Linked DNA regions of Homo sapiens: region 1 is linked to region 2. A link is a contact called in ENCODE Hi-C data. All regions are on one chromosome and are shown on one strand. The core of a region is the stretch at or near the end of the contact, and the rest is flanking DNA. Distances in the headings are between cores, read along the strand shown.

The links. A loop is a pair of places that touch in the nucleus more often than their neighbours do.
Region 1: a map of chondrocyte shows a loop between it and region 2 (3-fold over the local background). The contact joins the promoter of DOK6 here to the promoter of TMX3 in region 2. A Hi-C loop is called at or near these places in 1 of 168 maps with a recorded cell type or tissue (chondrocyte).

Annotation. Positions count from the first base shown.
Region 1 is chr18:69,397,896-69,404,226 of GRCh38, forward strand. DOK6 (docking protein 6) reads left to right here and starts at 2,993. Exons shown (of 8, transcript NM_152721.6): 1 at 2,993-3,415. The coding sequence starts at 3,350.
Region 2 is chr18:68,711,777-68,717,518 of GRCh38, forward strand. It overlaps TMX3 (thioredoxin related transmembrane protein 3), which reads right to left and starts at 3,332. Exons shown (of 16, transcript NM_019022.5): 1 at 3,160-3,332; 2 at 2,070-2,124. The coding sequence starts at 3,205. It also overlaps a transcript of CCDC102B not described here. RefSeq lists silencers at 2,980-3,079, 3,260-3,389 and an enhancer at 3,590-3,659.

The DNA.
Region 1 (6,331 bases), core at 1,743-4,242, 690 kb after region 2:
AAAACACCACTAGCAACCAAATTATGGGAAATGAATTTCATTTCTCATTAAAACAAATGAAGGTTCCAAATGAAATAATGAATTCCAGGTCTGCAGTTGGAAATGTATTAGATAAGCATGGGATACCTTGTTATTGATCACAGCCAGGCCAGTAAAGTTCATGGTTACCTGTTCAAAATGCAAAAATGTCTATGGAAGCAGCTCCTTCTCACCTAAGATGGGGTAGTTCAGACACCAAAAAGAATAATGACTGTGACGCCCTGAAATACATCAAATATACAAAACTGCATTTTTGAAAATGATATTCCAAAGGGAGCAGGGATTCATTTTTAGTTTGCTAGAACCCATTCAAGATTTCTAAAACATGGATAATAATGGTTAAGAATCAAGCCTGCCTTTCTTATAGGGTGTCTATTTCAGGGGAATTCTCTAATTTGTGAGGGAAAGAACTTTTGTTTATGTGTTTGTTTTTTAGAAGAGGGTATATACTCATAAACTCAAGAATAAAGATAAATTAGAAAATCACAACTTTGCAATCCCTAATGAAATAATGTATCTAAGCAATGATCATCAGTGGCTGCAAAAACCACTAGTTGGAAGGTTGGTGGAGAATTTTATAATTCTACAATTTCATATAATTTATATTTTATAATTTTATAATGTATGGATGAGTGTTGACAACACTTTAATCTTCTAATCAATTGGACAGCTAGATATTTTGTTCCTTTGGTATGATTCAGTAGAATATACACAGCATCTTTTATTAATTATTTTGAAAAAAAGGAGAATGCAGGTAAGTTTCTAAGTCACATTAGTAGGAAACATGGGACTTGGGTGAACATATTTAATTGATGCTATGCAACCAAATCCAGAACTGGGAAAATTTACATGACAGATAACCTACTGCTTTCAAGAAGCAAATAAAGATCATAAAAAGAGGGACACACATACATAAAAATTGCTGTATCACAAATTTAAAAATAAAAGATAAATGAGAATATTGAAGTCATGCTAGGGTGTTACAAAGACGTTGATAAACATGAATGTAGGCACAGTGATCACATACATAATCATTAAAAGCTACGATTATTGATCACACCTGTTACTTATGTAAGCACTAAGATTGTTGCTGAGACAAAACTAATCCCTGACTTCAAAGAACTGATAATTGACTTGTGAAACAGATGATTATATAAATAGGAGAAGGAGTCAGTGGTCATAGAAATCACTGTAGACCTCAAATCAATCTTGAAACGTGTGGCTCTGCAACTGAATGTCTGTGAGCCTCAATTTCCTCTAGTAACTGGCAACCACATTTAACATATGTGGTTGCAAAGAGGGCTGAATGAAATCACTTATTTAAAGCATTTACAAACCTAAAGCAGTCTTTACATTTCTAAAAAAAATGGCCATGCAGCGTATGAAATAGTAAGAAGTGGGTGGAATAGACAAGCTGTGCCAGGTATTTAGAGGAAAGAATTACAAGGAGTTATCAGAGAGTTTATGCAAATTTTCTGAGAAGGTCAGAGCTTGAGCCCATTCCAGGGAGTTTATGCAAATTTTCTGGGAAGGTCAGAGTTTGGGCCCATTCCAGAGTGACAGCGGAAAGGATTTTACCATGTTATCCTTAGTATCTGATCTGCCCCAGCATCTGGTACTTTGCACGGTGGAAGGTTTTTTTATTTAAAAAAAAAAAAAGGCTAGCCCACATTAATGAATGAATAGGAATAGTGTGCTGTTAAAGCAAGTAAGAATTTCCATTGGTTTACACGGGCTCTAGATGGAGATTTCTGCAAAGGATGAGACAAAAATCTCCCTTGGATGCTCATCTGGTTGGACTGAGCTACCTTGTCCTTCAAGTTTTTACATTCCCCCCACAACCTCATTCAAGTAAGTTTCCTTTCTTTCTATTATTGTGTTTCAAATGGGGTAGGAAATTTTAAATGAGAACCTGGAAAAATACTGCTCACCGTAATAAACAAACATCATCTTTTGAACTTTTACTAAATATAACTCTTGCAGGAGTCACCTTAAAAATTGTCAATCTTTATACATTTTACTAATTAGAAACATCCTTAGAAGTAAGTACTAAATGTTCTAGCCTATAGTAAAAATCCATATGTTGCCTCCGGCCAAAACTCAACATCGCTCTTTTTCCTCGAATCTTTCACAAAAACATAATCCTAAAAATTAAAACATCTTTACAATAATGAAAAACCTACTTTTAAAATGCCATGTGTTTCTACATTAAGGGGAGAAAGTTTTTCATTTTTTGTTTGTACAAGTTGAGCATTTCAGGAAGTCATTGGTATCCATTGATAACAACCACGTTCTCCATTTTCCCAGAAGAGCCAGGAGCCACTTTCAGTCCTAGTTAACGAAAACGCATGCATAAATCAACCACTCGGGTCGGTCGGTCTTCTCCACTCCTTCAGCAGAGGACGTCGGCGCCCGGCTGCCTCGCCCGCCTGCCTGTCTCTAGGCTGCGGGAGGATTAGACACATGCGCACGATTGGTCTCTTTGTGTGCACCAGGAAGGGTCTGGCGTCGATTTACACTTCCTAACGGGGCAGAGACCTGGAACGGCCGCGAGTGCTTGGGAATAAAAATGTACTGTAAACAAGGCCAATGAAATAAGTGTCTCGCTCCCGCTGGCCTTCCGCGTTGGAAGTGTCCCCACTGCCCTTTCCCCGCTGCACAGCTTGCGAGTGGAGATTTAGAGCCCGGGAATGAGGCGCCGTGTCCTTAGGAATCTCGCGCCCGGGGAGCGCTGAGGGACCGGGGAGCCGGGTGGGGAGCGGGCCTCGGGGCGCCCGGCGGCGGAGGCGCTCCCACCCGCGCGGAGAGGGATGGAGCGCGTCTTGCGAGCGTCTCCGAGCCCAGCCACCCCACGGGCCAGGGGGAGGGAGCGGGGCCGGCGCATCAGCCCGCCCCCCCCGGCCCGCCCCCTCCCCCCGCGCCGGGGAGCCGCGGTGGTGCGCTCCGGCCAGCTGTGCGCCGCCGAGCGAGGCGCCAGCCCGTGGGTGCTGCCGGGGGCGGCGGCGCGGTGGGGGCTCCCGCAGCTGGCGGAGGCGCGGGCCGCGGCGCTGGGCTCGCGGCGGGGAGCGAAGGTGAGCGCCAGAACGCGGAGGGCTGGCGCGGCTCGCGGCGCCGGGCCCCGTTCCCCGTCCGCGGCGGCCCTGCAGGCGACCCCGCGTCCCCACCGGCGGGAGCTCGGGGAAGAGCGGGCGGCGGCGCTGCTGCTGGCGGCGGCCGGCTGGATGCGAGACCCGCGCAGACCCGGCGGCGGACGGCGGCTCTCGACTCCGGAGAGCGGATCGCGGGGCGCAGGAGCCCGATCGCGCTGGCCATGGCCTCCAACTTTAACGACATAGTCAAGCAGGGCTACGTGAAAATCCGCAGCAGGAAGCTTGGGGTGAGTGGCTCGCTCGGCTTGCTCCTTCCCCGGCGCTCGTTCGGCCCGGCTGGCTGCCTGGGGGGGGGGCAGGGAGAGGTGACCCGTGCGGGTACAGGGCAGAGAGGGACCCGGCCCTTAGGCGGATGGCCCGCTTGTTGCTTGGCCAGGTGGGGGCCCACACCTGCCGGGGGGCTCCGCAGACGGACCTGGGGACTCCAGGAGCGCCTGAGTCCCCATCCTCGAGTGCACCGGGCTGTCTTCGACCGTGCGGGGAAGTCAGTAGACGAAAGGGGTTGTCAGTTCCAACGAGGAACGTGCCTTGGAGGAGGTTTCTTTGCGGTGCTATCCACGATGGTCTGTTCTCAAAAGTGTGCGCCTTTCGGGTGGAACTGCTGTGTGTGGCGACGCTCGCGTGTGTTTAGAATCACCATTTTCTGGTCTCCGCTTCCCAAGCTCAATTCGAAATTCCCGTCTGATGCCCTCCCAGCGCCGCGCGTCCCTGCCGGCTGTAGTTTAGGGCGCCTTCGCCGTGGCCGAGGGCGGCTCCCGCGCCCCGCAAGTGCTCCCCTACCCGGGGACCCGCGCCCGCGTGCAGGCAGGTGTGTGCCCCGCGCCCGCCCGCGGTCACTGCTCCGTGACGGCAAAGTTGATGGAGACCTTTCCCTATTCTTGAGAGATGCGCTGCCTGGCTTGGGAGGGAAACCGTGTAGAACCCAAGGGTTCAAAACTATTCTAGTGACCAGACGAGGCGGTAGGAGGGACTCACGGGAGGCAGCGGGACAGGAGGGGCTGTCACCTGGGCGGGAGCAGCCTAGACTTGGGACGCGAGAGAGAGGATGGAGGGATGGGCAGGAGGTCCCTGGGGAGCGCGCGATGTAGGGTGGCCTGGGAGGCTGACCCCGGCTGGCTGGTCCAGAAAAGCGAGGGGAAACTCGTCTGGGAAAGAAAGGGCCCCTGTTCCAGACTCTGGTTGTGTCTACCTCACTGTTCTCCAACTTCCAGTTCTACCAAGCTCCTGCCTCCCGGGGCAAAGGGTCCTTGAGCTAGAACCTTTCCTGTGTTCCCTGATGACTGGATGAATCCTCCAACTTGGAGAAGGGGAAAAAGAGGGGAGGACTTTGCTAATTTTTGTGTAAAAAAGAAAGCAAAAGAAGGGTAGTGTTAGAGAGTGGAAGAAAGATAAGGTAGAATCCCCGAAAGAGGGCAGATCACCAAGCACCAGGAGTCGCTTTGTCGGGAGTTGGCGGCGCCAGGTGTTGGGGACAGGAGGACGGGAAAGGCAGACTTGACTCTTGGTGCTGCCTCTGCTGGGTTTCGCATTAAAGGTGCAGACTGTACCCCAAGGACAACAGGGGCCCATTCTGGAACTTCAGCAGCTCTGTAGTAGGCTGGGAGGCTGCAAGAGCGAGTGCGGAGCTGGGTGACAGCAACGCCCCCCTTCCTCCAGCCTGGAGCCAACGTGCGCTGCCGTGAGCCCCACCAAGGCGAGAGAGAGCAGGCGCCAGAGTCAGATCCTCGGCCAGGTTTCAAGGGCTTTTCTTGGGTAGAAGAAAGCGCCTCATTCTTTTCCAGGCATATAAGGACGAACCCACGGGAAAAGCTGCGGTTCTCCAGGAGTCTGGTTGTTCCTCGCAGCCGGGACGGAATGCTCAAGTCTGTCACCACACAGCTGTCAGCCAAGGGAGGTGCAGAGCTGGAGGTGGAAGGGAGTCGTCTTCTTAGCTTGACCTTTGAAGCCCTTTGCTTTACGACTGGATGCTTGATCATTTTTCTCGGCCTTTGATCTTCTTGAAATCGCAATTGTATCTGATGCCTCAGACTATATAAACTAATGGATGAGTTAAGTCCCAGACAAGATGTATGTCTGCGTTCACAGAGTCACCTGCATATGAAAATGAGACTGAAGAATGTAGCCTGAGCATCCCCTTCCTGCGCACTTGGCCCTGGAGTCTATAGGATTCCCCTCCACCCCATCCAAGCCCTCCAGGATTTCACACAACAAAAACTGAGTATGTAACCCAATTATAACATAGGGCCCAAGGAAAGTGCATTGATTGCTTCTTGGGTAACTATGGCATTCACAGCGTTTGAAATGTCATCTTGAACGCCATTTCTGCCTAACGATGTGTGCAAATGTATATTTACACTTACAAAGCCTCTTTTGCTGTGTTCACTGTTTAGAGCTTTGCCTTTGTAAAGTGCAGCCTTCATAGAAAACAATAAAAGTGTGTTCATATAAAAGTTAATTGCTTTTGTCCTCCATTTCTACCTGAGAAATGTAAACTTCAAAGTTAGATATTGAAACAGTTTTGTTTTAAATTAAATCAAAATATTAAATTCACCTTGACTATTTTGGGAACTTTTTTTTTAAGTCAGATACTTTTCTATTCAGAATATTCTAATATGCAGAAGAGTGAATTTAAATGGCAAAACTTCACATAGCTGGTTCTGTGAAGCTTACTAAGTTAAGTGAGTCCCATAAGATAGTAAAACTAAGCAAATATTGTGTGCCTTAAAGAGTCATACCCCAAATCATAAAAATTGAAGTTATCCAAACATTAATATTTGCTTTGCATAGTTAATAATACATATTCCTAATTTTATGGACTCAAAACTATGAACTTTTCCAAATAACATATTTTTTAACTCCAAGGACACGATGAGTTTTTGTGATTTATGTCCAAAACTAAATTTCAAAATATAAATAATTATAATTGAACATGCATAGATATTTGATTTATTATGGACAGTACTCATGCTTTCAAAAATCAAAGTCTGTGATATTCTAATGGAGAAAAAAAGGCCTGGATATGAGGCCGATTGCATCAGAGATAATTATTGACATGAAACATAATTTATGATGAAATGTTCTAATGTGCCCTTTGCTCTTCACAGATAAGTGCAATTTTGAATGAGGGCAGTAAGGCATTTCTT
Region 2 (5,742 bases), core at 2,082-4,581:
TTGGCATCTGGGAACTTGGATTTTAGAAGTGTTCTCACCATTTCCTGGTAATGATGGCTCAGTGTTCATAAAATGCGCGTGAGAAATATTGGATTGAGGAATTCCTGTGCTGGGATCCCAGATCACTCCCCTGAAGATGTGCAGTCCAGCAGGGGTACTGTACCTTACCATCAGCTGGTCAGGCCCAACCTTTAACTGTCCCTTAAAATGTTCAACCACCCTGCGGATCAGAGTTTACAGCATATGACGAGCCCATTGTTTCACCCATAATTGGGCTCACTGATGTGTAGCTTGGGCCAAAAATCCAGGGTCATTATCAGATGCAGTGTTCTTAAGGTAACTGAACAGGAAACAAAGGTGGTCTTGTAGGGCCTAGACAGTGTGGCCCAAGTCATTGGAACACATAGGAATGGCTAAGCGAAACCCAGAGACATGTCAGCTGCAATCAGGAGCCACAGGAACATTACAGACAGAATGAGAGGCCCACCATGTTCTATCTGCTGAGAATATCCTGGCCCACTGGCTTTATGAACCTGTCCCTGGACAGTATTGTTAGCCTTGACCGGGGTCTGACAAGCAAGCAGCTTTTTCACGTTGTTATGGTGTCTTCTCACAACTGTCGCAGTCCATGCATTCTTGCCCAATCTGGGATCCTGTCTGAATTTCCATGAGCCATCTCTTGTGGATCCCGGAGGCAACTGGTTGCACATCTGCTTGCTCTGGAGCAAGGAACAATTCATTTTCCACATTTAGCTGACGAACAGTTTGCTCTTGGTAAAGGTCCCCTTTTTCAGCATAGGGACCTTTCTGGTGAGCATCCACATGGGTAACAAAATGGTTATTAGGAGCAGAATCCCTTCCTCCTCCTCAGGAAGAGTTGCCCCTGTTAGGACACTCTGAAGGAGGAAGTCTGTAGTGACACACCCCACAAGGCACTAAGTTTAATAAGACTATCTCCTTGTTAACAATCGTTCTTCTCAGAATCAAAAACTTCCTGTAAACAATCAGTGAGCATCCCCCATGACCCAACAGCATGAGCAGCGAAGTGCCCCCATGGGACTGTCAGGATTTTTGCTCTTACAGAACAGCACTGTATGATCACCCTCTCACTGCACCCATTTGGTCATGCCATCAGGTGTCCAGGTAGTCAATCAGGACAACAAGCTAAACTGAAACTAACAATCACAGCTTTATTCACTTACTGTGACAGTGCAAGTCAAGAGGTTTAAAAAAAAAAAAAAAAAAAAGAGGCACCAGCTCCTCAGTGTTCCATCTCTCCCCATGAAACAGCACCAGGTGAGTCAGGTGGATGAGACACAGATGGGAGAATTCATCTCATTTCCTACAGCACTGAACAAAAGTCTTCTGTCTCTTTATGGGGGGTGAGAGAGAAAAGGACTAGAGTAGAAAAGTGCCTCCGCTGACACCCTCAATAAAGATGTTTTAGCAGAAGTGCTCAGGAAATGCCTCAGGTGAGGTCCCAATAAGGAGGCTGCTAAACAGAGACCACTGGGTTGGGAGTGTAGACATGCAAATGAGCGTGGCTGGCCTGGGAGGCCGAATCCTTGACTACCACTCCCTCCAGGGACTGTAATGCACCGGTTATACACCAAGTTTGGTGTAGGGAGGGCACCTTCCCCTATGCCAGAAAAAGCCTTGCAATTGTCTATGGTCAAGCCTGAAAGATCACACACAGGAATTTGGGTCTGAAGTGAACCTCCTCACTTACTATAAGCAAGGCTGATTAATGCTGTCATACTATGAAGATAAATACAGTACAGTTACCAAATTCTAACACCCATTCAATATAATTAAAGGAAAAAGACATAAATACAAGGTAAGATAATGAGGAAAAAAAGAATATGTAAAAGTTTGCCACAGTTTTTTGATCTCATAACTATTAATAAAACTCTTCTGGGCACACCCTCACCTTCACTTACAACAAGTGAAAAAAATGAGTGATATATAAAAATTGGTTCCAATCTAAAATATTAGAATCACATGCAAATATTCAGATATCTGAGTTGGACAGTTAAAATAATATTTTAAATATATATATGTATACTCACGATTCATCTAAATCTTCTACAAATCCTTTACAGACGACCATATCAAGTACAACAACTGAAAAAAAAAGACAAAATGTACACAATAAATGCTGATTATTTGGCTCATACCGTATAAGCTTAGTCATCTCTGAAGTGTTTTTGACCTTTCACAACCTACCAAAAAATTCATCACTGATGCATCCCAGGGTGCAAATGATGCAAAAGCAAAGGTAGTTCATCCATTTAATAAATATTTAGTCTGTATGCAACCATATCGTGACCGGCCAAGTTCTAGGTAAGCCAATAAATCTAATACACACAGTTCCTTTTTCCTCCATATTTTCACTCTCATCTTACGTCTCTTTTTAACCATCCTATCTTTTTGGAATACAAATAGACAGCATTCTTCTTTATTTCTTTTGCTTTAGTAGCAATTACCTCTTCCGTAAAAACTCCAAATGCCATTCAAAATATTTCCCCTCAAATAGATACGTAGGAAGAAAGTCGAGCTGCAACTCTAATACTTATTACACGGCAGTGCCTGACACAGAGTGGGCTCTAAAAGGTTGTTAAGTGAGCGGACCCCAGTGAGAATGAGGGCACTCCATGCTGACGGGAGGCAGCTGAGAACCGCTGACACACACTCAGGTCCTTTTCACACCGCACAATCCCGGCGGCCTGACCCTGATCTGTCCTCGACCACCCTCTCTTGAGTACTGGTGGTAAAAATCCTTAAACGTGACAAGACTCGGAACCTAAAGCCAAGGCAAGATTTGGTCGTTAAGCTGGGACGGCGGCATCCTTCTTGCCCATCAAAGGAGTAAGCTTTATTGAAACTTCTGCCACAATGAGAAAAACACAAACACAAGGCAGCGCGCCCTTCCCACGTCCAGCATTGGTCCGGCACAGCGGCGGCGGAAGGACCCCAAGGTGTCCGCTCCGTCAGGGCCAGGCAGGGTGGCGCGGCGGGGGCGGCAGGACGCTGCCGGGAATGGGTGGGCATCTCCACGAACCCCGCAGGCCTCGCCCCAGACCCGGGTCCAATCCCGGCCCCACGGCGGGGCCAGGTCCCACGCGCCCGCCAGCGTCCCGACCGCTGAGCCCCCATTACCTGTGGCGCAGAGCCGCAGGGCCGTCCAACTCTTCCACGCTGCCATGCTAGCCCGGGAGAGCTGCAGAAGCTGACTGTGCAAAAGAGGGATAAAGACACTGGGGTCCGCCGCCTGCCCGCCCGGAAAGGGAAACGGAGCCGACCCGGAGCGGAAGAGAAGCACCGCGCTAACTACGGGGGCGGGGCTACCCGGCCAGTCTCCGTCTCCGGCTATGCGCGGGAGTGCGGCGCATGCGAGGGGAGTGCGGCGCATGCGACAGCGCCTGCGCAGTCATGTCTTAAGAATCCTTTGCGCTCTCGGTGCCCCCCTCCACGCCCAGGAGCGTGGGAACCCTGCTTAAGGGCTTTACTAGGGAAAACGGTGCTGGTTCACTGGGGCGCGTTTCCGGGAAGGTGAATACCGGTGAAAGTTATGCTGAGGGTGAGGTAGGCTCTGACGACGCACTTGCAGGTTGAATACTGGCACATCATTTACTTGTTACTCCCGTGTGGTGAGTGCACCTGTGGGTTTTGATGCTGGATCAAATTCCTGGAAAGAGGCGCGCATTAAGACTGCGGATTGCTGAGCTGCGCGACACTCCGTATTTTTCCAAAACGTATTTGTAATATTCTTTCAACCTGTTTGCATAATGGGACATCTCTTAAATGCAGCAAGCTTTAATGCATTTTTGCCAAAGTAAGGATTGCCTCTTTAAAAACTTTCTCTTGAAACTTGAGAACATGAAGTTAAGCGTAGGATATTTTTTGATGGCTCTTTTCTGATTATTTTGGAACTAGATAAAGTAGTATGAAATATTTATATTGCTACCTGTTTTTTCTTCTATACGACAATGATTTGTAAAAACCATATACTTTTATAAGACGGTTACTGCAGCAATCACTACTTACGAACTAGATGAAATTTTTATGGGACATAAGGTACCAGAGAATTTAGATCAAACCAAATTTTGAAAACCTGTGACAACAACAGAAGGGGGATATGATGTCAGCCGGTTCACCTTAGGTTCAAAATTCCAACAGGCAAAAATGTCATAAAACGTCGTTATTCCTAGTGACTAGAAGATTAAATTGCACTCTAATTGAGAGCAAGCCCTAAATGTCACCCCCTTTGTGCATGCAGCATGGTATCCAGCGCAAGCCCTCTACAGATTCAATTTTTCTTTTTCTTTCTCTTTTCCTTTTTTTCTTTTTTTTTTAAGAAAAAAGTAGACTAAAACGTAAGGGGACTGTTGAAATGATGGGAATGTTCTCCCGGTGGTGGTGGAACAGCTTTATAATAGTACCATCGCCTCGATACTCTTATACAGAAGCTTTTCTACTTTCTTGGCAAGGTCTCTGAATGACCCATATTCAATTTTTTTTTTTCATTCTCATGTATTTCAAAGTTTTCTGTCTTCCACAGCATGCAAAGTGAAATAATTTCCTCTTATATTTGCGTTACAGTTTAAGTTCACATGTGGACAACAACAAAAGCCAGTTGACCTAGATCTGTGCTTTTCAGTAGTGTAGCCACTAACCACATGTGGCTATTGAGCTTTTGAAATGTGCCTAGTGTGATGAAATAACTGAATATTTATTTTTTTTAATTTCAGTAAACTCAAAAACTGACACTCGATTCAGCTATTGGAAAGTTTTTTTAATGTGGTTGGAACAACTGAGGTATGTGAATCTACTTTTTCAACTGTAAATTTTATGAAATCTAAATACTGATCAAGTCCCAGGCATGGGTGGCTCATGCCTATTATCCCAGCACTTTGGGAGGCTGAGGCAGGAGGATTGCTTGAGGTGAGGCGTCTGAGACCAGCCTGGTCAACACAGTGAGACCCCATCTGTACAAAAAATTAAAAAATTAGCCAGATGTGGCCTGGCGCGGTGGCTTACACCTGTAATCCCAGCACTTTGGGAGGCCGAGGCAGGTGGATCACGAGGTCAAGAGATCGAGACCATCCTGGCTAACACAGTGAAACCCCGTCTCTACTAAGAATACAGAGAATTAGCTGGGCGTGGTGGCAGACACCTGTGGTCCCAGCTACTTGGGAGGCTGAGGCAGGAGAATGCATGAACCCAAGAGGCCGAGCTTGCAGTGAGTTGAAATCGCGCCACTGCACTCCAGCCTGGGCGACAGAGCAAGACTCTGTTTCAAAAAAAAAAAAAAAAAATTAGCCAGATGTGGTGGCACACACCTGTGGTCCCAGCTACTCCAGAGGCTGAGGTGGGAGGATAAGTTGGGCCAGGGAAGTTGAGGTTGCAGCGAGGTGTGATCCTGCCACTGCATTCCAGCCTGGCAACAGAGCAAGACCATGTCTCTATAAAATAAATACCAATTAAGTATTTCTGATGAAATTAGAGACGTTGTAATGAGATGTACTATAAATGTAAAATATACACTGGATCACTGGATTGGGGAGAAAGTATAAAACTGTAAAATGTCTCAATATTTTTTACTGATAATATGTTGTGATGATTATAGCTTAGGTGTATTGAGTTAATTAAATTATTAAAATTAATCTCACCTGTTTTTATTTTTCAGTGTAGCTACTAGAAAATTTATAATTATATACTTGGTTTGCATTACATTTCCGT